2 separate regions of the Mus musculus genome follow, and region 1 is linked to region 2. A link is a loop called in an ENCODE intact Hi-C map of the cell type or tissue named here. Cell type or tissue: gastrocnemius. All regions are shown on one strand. Links, peaks and the distances in the headings refer to the core of each region. The heading gives the core; the rest is flanking DNA.

What was found. Peaks named below come from ENCODE experiments on the same cell type or tissue, not always from the same donor. Only the 100,000 strongest peaks of a DNase experiment are listed, where the experiment ranks them.
Region 1: it touches region 2 in a loop (3-fold over the local background); 6 of 42 quality-filtered maps call a loop at or near these places.

The regions. Positions count from the first base shown.
Region 1 is chr13:43,478,576-43,483,949 of GRCm38, reverse strand. Ranbp9 (RAN binding protein 9) reads left to right here and starts at 2,977. Exons shown (of 14, transcript NM_019930.2): 1 at 2,977-3,538. The coding sequence starts at 3,022. In gastrocnemius, for the core only: a CTCF peak has its summit at 2,976; DNase peaks (open chromatin) are centred at 795, 2,593, 3,523 and 3,754; H3K4me3 peaks cover 3,489 bases; H3K27ac peaks cover 3,352 bases.
Region 2 is chr13:43,563,151-43,568,524 of GRCm38, reverse strand. No RefSeq gene overlaps it. Among named protein-coding and RNA genes, the nearest start is that of Mcur1, 5.6 kb to the right of the region's middle. In gastrocnemius, for the core only: a CTCF peak has its summit at 2,972 (motif pointing left); a DNase peak (open chromatin) is centred at 2,967; H3K4me3 peaks cover 604 bases; H3K27ac peaks cover 1,050 bases.

The DNA.
Region 1 (5,374 bases), core at 125-5,124, 84 kb after region 2:
GATTTTTACACATTGTCTATGTACAATTATAATATTTTGTAATAATTTACTTTTAATTATACATTTTAATTGTCTATCATTGAAACATTTTTATGACATCCTTTCATGTCTTTAGGTAATGATTTGGACAGTGCTATAATTATTGGAGAGCCTCTTTTCATTTAGTACATCATAGTCATTTTTCCGTGTCAGTTAAACCACATTTTAAAAAGGCCATAAAATCTTTGTTTCAGTGTGTGCCCATGCAAGCGGCCTCTAGGGAGTGTGTCTGAAATTGGGCCTGAGATCCACCGACTAGCTTGAGAGGGGTGGGGAATGGTGCCTTTATCTAATTGCTTGGCTCTCTTTTGGCAATTCCACTGCCAGAAAGGGAGGCTTTTAGAGGAAAAACAAGAAAAATTGCACAGATAGGCAGCGTGTGCTTCTGTAACCGTAATCCCATTATGAGGTATATGGATAATTTCTTCAACTAGTCTCTTCATGTTGGGCATTTCAGTTACTTCCATGCATTCCCTTACCATGAATATTTCCGCACTTCCCTTTTGTTGCTCGGCTTTTACTTTTCACTCTCTGCTTATTAATAAGTAAGGGTATGCGTGTGCATATGTGTGTGTGCTCCCAAATATAGAGAGGCCAGAGTCGGCTTCAGGTGTTTTTCTTCAGGAGCTATCCACTTTAGGTTTTGAAACAGGATCTCTTACTGTTCTGGAACTTACCCAGTAAGCTAGATTTGCTTGTCATCCAGCCCCCCCAGGGACGCTCTTGTCTCTGTCTCTCCACTGGGATTACAAGTGTGGGCCACCGCACCCCACTTTTTAATCGGGACTTGAACTCCGGTTTTCAAGGTTGTACAGCAAACACTTTACCAACCGAGCCATCTCCGGAGTCTGGTTTTTAATTTTTTGAACGGAGAAGTCAAAAGGTACGGTTATCTTATCTACCACACTGATATCCCCAAAGGTTCTCTGCTTCTGCTGATGTGGGAAAGTGCCGTTTTACAATGTTCCCTTACAGTTCATTAATCTGTTGACACCGACTGGAGGACAACCAGTTTCTCCAAGAAAAAGATTTTGACAAGGTTTCAGAAGGTTCCATTCCCTTAACAGTGCCTAGGGTATGTAAAAAGTTCTAAGTGCCCTGACAGAAAAATTTCATGACTAAAATCTTTTTTTCTTAATATTTATTTATTTATTATTTATATAAGTACACTGTAGTTGTCTTCAGACACACCAGAGGGGCCATCAGACCCCAGTACAGATGGTTGTGAGTCACCATGTGGTTGCTGGGAATTGAACTCAGGACCTCTGGAAGAGCAATCGGTGCTCTTAACTGCTGAGCCGTCTCACCAGTCCATGTGTAAAATCTTAATGAATGTCAAGGTTGTTTGATGAGGCTTGGAGCCCGTGGGGTCCATCTTGGCTACCAATATGTAGAACATGGCTTCCATTGAACTCCTTTTATTTTAGTATAAACGAAAGTTTTAGTGTTTTTTAAATTCAGTGGCGTCATGTAAACATGCTGTGATTTGTTAAAAAAAATGTAGAGCCGAGGTTAGAGTTATGGGGCATTTTATTACTAATGAACAATGGAGTGTCTAGTGTGGGTAATTTAAGATGGAAATTAGGCAGAAGGACTGCTACAACTGGCTAGGCGCTATGTCCATGGGAGTCTTCGATTAAGTCACCATTGACCCATTCGCTTCAAAAACAAAATAACTAGTTCTCTATTAACCAACCATTCCATGCTTATACGGTCCAATCAGAGCCAGCATATCATCTCCGGAAGCTAACACAGCATCGGAATCTGTACCATGTAGATTATGGGAGTGAAGCCTGATTTTTGCCGGGCTAAGGAAAGGGTAGGTTAAACAAAGGGAAGTGCCGAAAACAGACTAGTAATGCTATGTGGGGGTCAGAGAGCAACACTTGGCAAATTGTGCCACACGGGTTGACCAAGCACTCTACTGAGAATTGCAAAGTAGGAAGTCTCCTTTTTTAAAACTCTGCTGACCTCAGTAAATATTTCCATGTTTAAAAAAAAATGGGCATAATTCTCTGCTACCTAACAAAGAGGCCTATGATGAGAATTAATGAGCTTATAAAATGTTTTGACGTCTGTCTCCAGAAGCCCTTCCTAAACGCTCACACAGTTCGCATTCCTGCCCTTTGACGATCTGCCCGTCTTGATTGGTATTCCTAACGTGGCTGTTTCTCCCCCATTAAGTTCACTCGGACTCCTCATAAATTAATTAATTAACGAGAGGGTCACTCATGAAGCGGGAGACTTCGCCTTCAGAAATGGTTTCCAAGGGCCCTTTATTGACCCGCTAGCTAGGCGGTAAGGCGTTAGAAACCCCGGGCTCAGCTCCCGGCGGCGCAGCAGGGCTCGATTGCTCTCGCCTGGGCGCGCTGCGGCCTCCCGGCGGCTGAGGGGGACGGCCCGTCGAGACGCGACGAGGCCGCCGGTCGGCGCAGCTAGGATCCCGCAGCCACCGGAGGCCCGCGGCCGAACCCGCGCCCGCGTCCTCGCCCGCGCCGGCGAGCCCCAGGCCGCGGAGAAGGCCGTCCGCGCGCGCACCAGGCCCGCCCCTCGCGCCGCGGCCCGCCTCCTCGCCTGGCGCCGCCCGCGCGCAGCGTCTCGCGCCGCCCGCCCGCTCGCTCGCCCGCCGGGAAACAGCCGCGAGAGCAGCGGCCGCCGCGGCCGCTCGCACCTCCTCGCAGTCTCTCTTCCCCGCTTCACCGCGTCGCCCAGGGCCGCGCGCCCTTCCGCCCGCTCCCCTCGCTGTCCCACCGCATCGCTCCCGGTCGCGTGCCCGCCAGCGCCTGGCCAACGCTCCCTCGCGCCCGCCCGCGGTCGGTCTCCTCAACCGCCGCGCTCCGCCGGGCCGCGCGGCCCGCCGCCTGCTTCCGGGGCGGGCGGACTCTGGGCGCCTGGTGCCGGCGGCCGCAGCGACAGCGCCCCCGGGAAGCGCAGGAGGAAGCAGGGACGAGTGGAGGTGCCGCAGGCTGAGTCGCGGCCGGGATGTCCGGGCAGCCGCCGCCACCGCCGCCGCAACAGCAGCCGCCGCCGCCGCCGCCCGCCGCCGGGGCCCCGGGCTCCGGAGTCGCCCTGCCCGCGGCCGCGGCCGCCAGCGCCGGCTCCTCCCCGGCCGGCTCGCCCGGTGGAGGCTTGGGGGCCGCAGCGGCCGCCCTGCTGCTCCACCCGCCGCCGCCGCCGCCGCCTCCCCCGGCCACCGCCGCGCCGCCGCCCCCCGCCTCGGCGGCCGCCCCCGCCACCGCGCCGCCCGGCCTGGCGGTGGGCCCCGGCCCGGCCGCAGGCGTCCCGGTCCCGGGCCTGGCGGCGGGCAGCAGCGCCGCTGCCCCTTTCCCGCACGGCGACTCGGCCCTCAACGAGCAGGAGAAGGAGCTGCAGAGGCGGCTGAAGCGCCTCTACCCGGCTGTGGATGAGCAGGAGACGCCGCTGCCCCGGTCCTGGAGCCCGAAGGACAAGTTCAGCTACATCGGCCTCTCGCAGAACAACCTGCGGGTGCACTACAAAGGTACGGGGCGCGGGGTCCGGCGGAGAGATCGGACGGTGCGGGGCGAGGCTCTGGGCGAGGGAAGGTGAGAGTGGGGTCCCAGGTGGGAAGGAGCTGGGATCCCTAGGCCCGGAGCTGGACGCTTTGAGGGAATCCGGGATGACCAGACACATCGCACCTTCTGATTTCCTGGAGATAAATCTATGGGCCGGAGTTGGGTTACATTGTTCTCCAGGTGGAGGGTCAGGCCATCTCCTCTTACGCAGCAGGGGTGAGAGGCACGATTCCGAGGTACAGTTTCTAATTAAGGGAGAACAGAGATCCACAGGAGGGGGAGGGAGGCGTGATCAGTGGAGGATTTGTCCCAAATTAGGCCAGAGATTGTCTAGGGGGACAAAAGGACAAGGGGCCCAAGTTGGCCATCATTGCACCTTACTGAAAGCAACTGGGAGAGGAACCTCAGGATTCCCTGTTTTCTTCGGGGAGCAGACCCCCCCCCCCTCCGGATTGGAAATGCCCCGTGTTTCCGGGTTGGTGTTACATGAAGTTTTGTTGAAAACAAGGGTTTTAAAACATACCGATTAGCATTTTCAAAAACAAAAAACAAAAAAAAAAAAACCAAAACTGGCTTATATTTTGCACCTGCAGTTAACAAAGTTAACCACCTTAGGCTGCTGCTTTCTCCCATCCCCACTTTTTCCTAGGTTAAAACAAAGCTTTAAGCAAACTGGTTGTATAGAAGATTATAAATGCCAGTAAGGGGTTTTTGAAATGTAGCTCAGATTAATGGCATACGTCAAGTTTAGCTGTGTGGAAGGGGCAAAGAAAAAAATGCAGTGGTATCAGTTTGAACACAGTCGGTGTTTTAGGCCCTAAATCTAAAGCAGAGGATTTTACATTCTAAGCAGGCTCATTTTGATTGGCTCTAAAGGAAGGGTCTTTGGCTCCTAGTGAGGATATAAACAACCTTGCTGTAAGATTCTGAAAGAATTCAGAACAGGGTTTGCGAAGACTCTTGACAAATCGGCTACTATTTAATTAGAAACGCTTATGGCAACAGAAATCTGCTGAATGCTTTGGCTGTAAAGAATCTACACAAAGATGGGCCTTGTTGAACATTCCTTTTTATTCTTGCCATAGATCCAAAGAAGTACTTATTATTTTGAACGTTATGTTCCTTGGTGTAAGTGGCTGAAAATTTCAAAATACTGAAGTTTTTTTTTTCTTCTTCCTTTCAGTTAGGACATTTTGTTGCTTTCCTTGTAGATTGTTACTTAATTTTGTTTTTAAATTTGTGTGAACAGTGAGTGCTATGTTATGAAGTGTTTACTTCTGTTTTGGCAGCCAGAATGCTTTTGTTAGATTTGACAAAACTTTATTATTTTAAATTTGTAGTTTATAGTAAATAAAAAGCTTGTAAAGGCAGAGACTGTGTGTGTAGGGGAGATTAGTGAACAAAGAATCCTAGCTTTCCTGAGTTCTAGCAGTCACTGGTGATACTAGGTATGTCACAAGAGAGGGCCTCAGCCTCTTCTGAGTGATGTGGGAGTCCAGCTGGGTACTCGGTAAGGAATTTTCGCTTAAAACTCGTGATTATGGCTTACTTAGCCTTGTGATACACCTTGCTTAGTCGTGTTTACTTCTTTTATGTAAAATGAATCATCTGGGCCAGAGCCAAATGCATGCTTGTGTGCTTGGGGTTCCAATGTTAGGATACTGTTGTCGCAGTTACTCTTTCTGTCGGCCTTTTTATTACACTGTGTTGTGTAACATTGAGATTCACTTTCTGGAAACCTCGCTGTTTCATAAACATAGAGCATGGGTTCTGGAGGACAGATTCGCTGTTGTCATCCCTCT
Region 2 (5,374 bases), core at 223-5,222:
CTGTGCTAACCATTCAGGCTGCACTTTTGACTTGTGCCCCCAGGATGCCTTCTACACACAAGGTGTGCAAATGCGCTGCAAGAGTCTCGGACGCAACGCAGAGGTGCCAACCCCAAACGTACCAGCTCTCCTCAGAGCTGACCTTACCCTGCCTCACTCTGTGTTTTGCTTTGCTTTTACAGATGTGGTCTTGTGTATCCCCCTCACACTGTGAGCCAATACAAACCATTCTAGTCCCTTCTAGTGAGGGATTCAGCCACAGCAATTGGAAAACTAAGACCAAACTTCAACAGATATCACATAATACAGTGTGGCAAGCATGTGTTCCTCCATCTTTGAACACAGAGGTTACATAAACATTATTCAGCTGTGAGTTTTCAGTTGCTTAACGGTCACTCAGTAAGTAGGTTTTGGTTTGTTTGGGTTGGGTTTGGTTTGGTTGTGGTAGGGTTTCCCAATGTTCTGGCTGTCCTGGAACCCACTGTGTCTGTCAGGCTGCCCTTGAATTCATAGAAAGGCAAATCCTCTGCCTCTGGAGTGTGGGGATTAAAGGCTTGAGTCACTATCCCTGGCTCAGCGTTAGCGAAGAAGTTGGTATATGCCTGAAACCCTAACACTTGAGAAGCTGAGACAGGAGGATTGCAAGTTTGAGATCAGCCTGACTTGCATTGTTAGACTTTGTCTCAGAAACAAAAAAAATAAATAAAAGACAAACTTCCCTTTCCCACTCAAGCTGTGCCCTGATTCAGAGCTGCGGTTTGCCTGGGTTCCCAGAATAAGAAAGGAGGCCACCGCCTGAAAGGCTGGCCTCGCCTGCACCCTGAATTAGGCCAAGTCTTTGACACAGAGCGTGAGGTTCATCAGTATCCATTTCATTTCCTTTCCCTCCAAGTCTTTTCTTCGGAGGCAGAAAGCAAATTGCCTCGCTTTCAGCTTTCTCTGCAGCCAACGGTGACCACGTGACATAGTTCCAGCTGGTGAGATTTGTGCAGCAGGCCTCCAGGAGCCCTCCTTCCCGGGAAGAAAAGTTAAATCCTTAGCTGGAAAAAAAAGTTTCTGGCCATTTTTGACCTTCCGTTTTCTCCCAATCTGGAAGGTGGTTGTGAGACTTGGGGATACAGCCTCCGTCCTGTGCCCATGAATCCTGCAGCCTGAGAACGGAAAGCATGAGAGATGCGTCGTTGTTGCTCTTGCAGACGACCGAAGTTCTGTTCCCAGCACCCATGTCAGGTGGCTCGCAGCCATCTGTAGCTCTAGCTCTAAGGTGATCCAATACATCCGGCCTCTTCATGCCCTGCCTCTCCGCACCCCGCCCCTCCTCCCCCCCCCCCCGCACCCCCCCTCCGTGTGAGCTCTCATGTGCACGCGCGCACACAGATACACATTTTAAAATGATTTTGTTAAAAGAAAAGTGAACGCTAAACAAAACAGATGCGAAGAACAGAAGTTGGAGTCTTTTCAGGACATTGTGGAGCACCGATTCAGGCCTGAACCGTCAATCTCTAATCGTGCTTTGAAAGAGTAAATAAATCCCTACTTATTTAAGCTATCATAGCTCAAGTTATACTGTTATGTGCAACTAAAATGTCTCAAGGAACATTCTAGGAGCTGGGGAGATGGCTGTGAGTGAAACTCTTGCCTTGCAGACGTGAAGCCAGTGTAAATTGCTGCCTGCAGCGGTGTGTAACCCTTTCAGTGAGCACCCTCGCTTACTTATCGGGCCAGGGTCATCCGAGTGAAACCAGGCTCAGATTGGAGGAGCCCCAGCAAGACTGAGGCTGTGACAATTTTATTGAGAGCCATCAGACTTTCTTTCTTTCTTTTTTTTTTTCAGTAACAGAATAAAATGGCAATTGCCAGGATCAACAGTAGCTGTGGTTGCCGGGATACAACAGTTTACAAGCCGTACAAAGGTACAGGACACGAATGGCTAAGACCAACTGTCCTGTCAAGCTTCCGTGCTTCCTTGACTTCCAAGAGAACATACAAAACACACAAAGCTGCCTGAATGTTTCACTGTCTGAGAAAGGGCATCATTGCTCAGGAACCGAAAGACATGTTGTACCCCAAGGAGCCAGGGACTGTAACCTGAAAAACCTATGACGCATGCCTCTCAGCGCAGCTAGGCCAGGCCAACCCCATGGTTCCCTGGACCTATCAACACTGAGATGTGAGGCAGACGCAGGTTGGTCCCTGGAGAACATTGCCCAAAGAGCCTAGCCCACTTGGCAAAGTTTCAAGTCAATGAGAGACCTTGCCTCACACAAAGGACGACTCGCTTCACATTCAGGCACACACATACACATCACCAACATATATGCGCACCCACACACAAACACATATATGCACAAAGACATTTCTGAAGGGTATAATACCCTGTAGAGTTATACGTTTCTTCTTACCTGAGGCTCTTTGAATTCTTATACAGTATAAATCATCAAGCGAGCCTCTATTCACTGAGCGTGTACTGCAGGAGTGATGGACGGCTCATGATCTCAATCTCTTTAAAATAAAACTTGTATCACTCTTGGCAGACTCGGTGTGGGGTCTTTATGGGTGCCCATGCTCTCAAATAACACGGGACAGGCCATTTAATCTTAACTTTTGGAAGTTAGACATTCCCATACCCCAATCTGTTACCAGAGAAGCATAATGAGGCTCCGTGAGCCTATCCAGAAACAAAACTGGGCAAACCTGGATGAAATGGTGTTCCCTGTCTTCAACGAGTTTATCTTTTTCCTCTTGTGGAAACGTGAGCAAGCACACCCTTTTGGAAACATCAAAAGGGAACGATATGTCTTTTAAGTTCGAAATAGTTTAAGCACGGGAACACGGAGAATGTTTAAACACAATGAATTCTTGAGAAATTTTGGAATTACCAGCTGGTGCTGCGGGAAGGAACATGAAGGGAGCTCACAACCAACAGGGGACTTGGCGTCCTGGAGAGTGAGAGAACGCTCCCCCTGGTGGACAGATTTAGGGTTGCAGGGAGAGTGAGGGATGACTAAGACCTTCTTTTGTTTGTGCTATAATTATCCTCGCAAAATTCAAAAGCATCTGGTGGTGTTTTATACCTTATGTAAGTGATGTTTTGGAGAAATCTCATAAATCCACACTGAGTGGCCAGCGGCAAAATGAACACAGGTCTCCAGGATGAAAGCTGCAGTTTCCAGAGGCTTGTGGGATAGCTCAGTTTTTCCAAAATGCTGTCAGTCTTCTAACTCCGAAAGCTCCACATAGAAGAAATTAACCAGCCTCCCTTGGAAAATATTTAGGGTAAAAATTACATGTATACTGTATGCTTTAACTTCCTTTGTCAACTACACTGGCTTTAGAATCACCTAGGACTGTGGTTCTCAACTTTCTTAATACTGTGACCCTTTAATAGAGTTCCTCACGTTATGGTGACCAACCAGAAAATTATTTTCTCTTACCCCTTCCTAACTATAATTTTGCTGCTGCTAATATGCAAGTTATCTGATATGCCACCCCTGAGAAAGGATCGTTCAACCCCTCCAAAGGGGTCCTGACCTACAGATTGAAAACTGCTGACAAACCTTTGGGTGTGTCTGTAAGGGCGTGTCAAGGGTAGATTAATTGTGCTGGAGAGATGGCTCAAAGGTTGAGAGCTATTGCAGAAGACTCAAGTTTGGTTCAGTGGCGCACAACTATCTGTGACTCCAGTTCCAGAGGATGAACGGTCATCAGGCATATGGCTGGTGCACAGACATATATGAAGGCAGAACATCCATACACACTAAATAATAATAATGATGATGAAGAAGAAGATGATGATGATGATTAAAAAAAAAACATATAACAAATGTTCATGGTGCATTACCCGCTTCCTAGCATGTCTGTGATAAAAGGAAGGAAGGAAGACACCAAGCAAGGAAAGGCCAATCAATAGACCACTAGACAAAGCAATAGATCCTTGCCTAACAAAGTATTGATTCCTGGAAGGCCAAGTGTCTATTTTCTCTCTTATCTTTATATCTAATTTGTTGGTCTTGCAGATACAAAGAAAATTAGAGCATTGTTTACAGGTGTGACACATGACATCTTGGCAACATTTCAGTGTTTAGCAAGACATGGCATAGATAGATCATGATCCCAATTTTTTATCTAATTGACTAGAGAGACCACACCACAGACACTCCACACTGAAGCTACAGTATTTCAGTGTAAAAAATTTACCAAGATTGCATGATTTTGGGTTTTGGGGCTTTTTTTGGGGGTGGGGCACGTTGAGGCAGGGTTTCTCTGTGTAGCCCTGGCTGTCCTAGAACTCATGCTGTAGACCAGGCTGGCCTTGAACTCAGAAGTCCACCTGCCTCTGCCTCCAGAGGGCTAGGATCAAAGGCATGACCACTGCCCAAAGGTTGCATGAAATTTTTAAAATATTAAATAGAAATACCAGCTTGGAATAATTTTGATAATTGCAGTTATTTGGTCCTTTAATAAAATGTTTCATAGTTTTAATGGAAATTTATGTAAGTTATTAAAACTATAAATTTAAGTATTTTTATACTTAATATTTTTGATGTAAGTCATTCAAATTGTGTTCAATTTTTTATTCCATAATTTTAAGGAGTTTAAGTAGTTTTCCCTAGTTTAAGAAAATAAATTATGTAAAAAAAAATTTCACACTATAACATAGTGATTTGCTGAAATAAGAGAAAAAATGAATTTATGGAATAGATATAAACACAAAGACTATTTTTATTAACATACTATTAAAATATATATTTTGGAAAACATTATTACCCACACCCACATCCCATCCCTGCAGAGGACCAAATGTGTTCTGTTTCTTATTATCCTATTCATTGTCTTTAACATTGTGATACAGGTTAGTCACGGAATCCAGGGGCTTGTGTGGGTACTTTGTCAGCACGCAACACTGTCTGTCCAGGAAGAGGAGAGAATGCCTTGCCCTTGGTTAATTTGAACCCAGCTACATTGTATTCACACACATTTCTTGAAGTGTTTCTTAAGTCATGGTTCATTCTTCTTTAATTTTTTGTGGTCCATTTAAATTTTATATTTGTCTATTTTTAATTTAATTAATATTCGTTTATTTATTAACTTTTTGAGAGATTTGTTTTAAGTTCATGCCCACCATCTCTTCTAATTGGTGTGTTGAAAGTGGAGGTTGACAAATTATAGCTCTCTGGTAAAATCCAAAACACTGGCCTGTTTCTGAAATAGAAAATATCTTACATGGATTGCATGTGGCCCAGAAAGCCAAAATATTTGGTATATGGATTTTTTTTAAAGTTTGTCAACTTCTCACTGTGAACATTTATATATTTAATGTAATTATTGGCATGTTTGGATGTAGGCCTGCCATTTTTTTTTTCCTCTGTGGGTT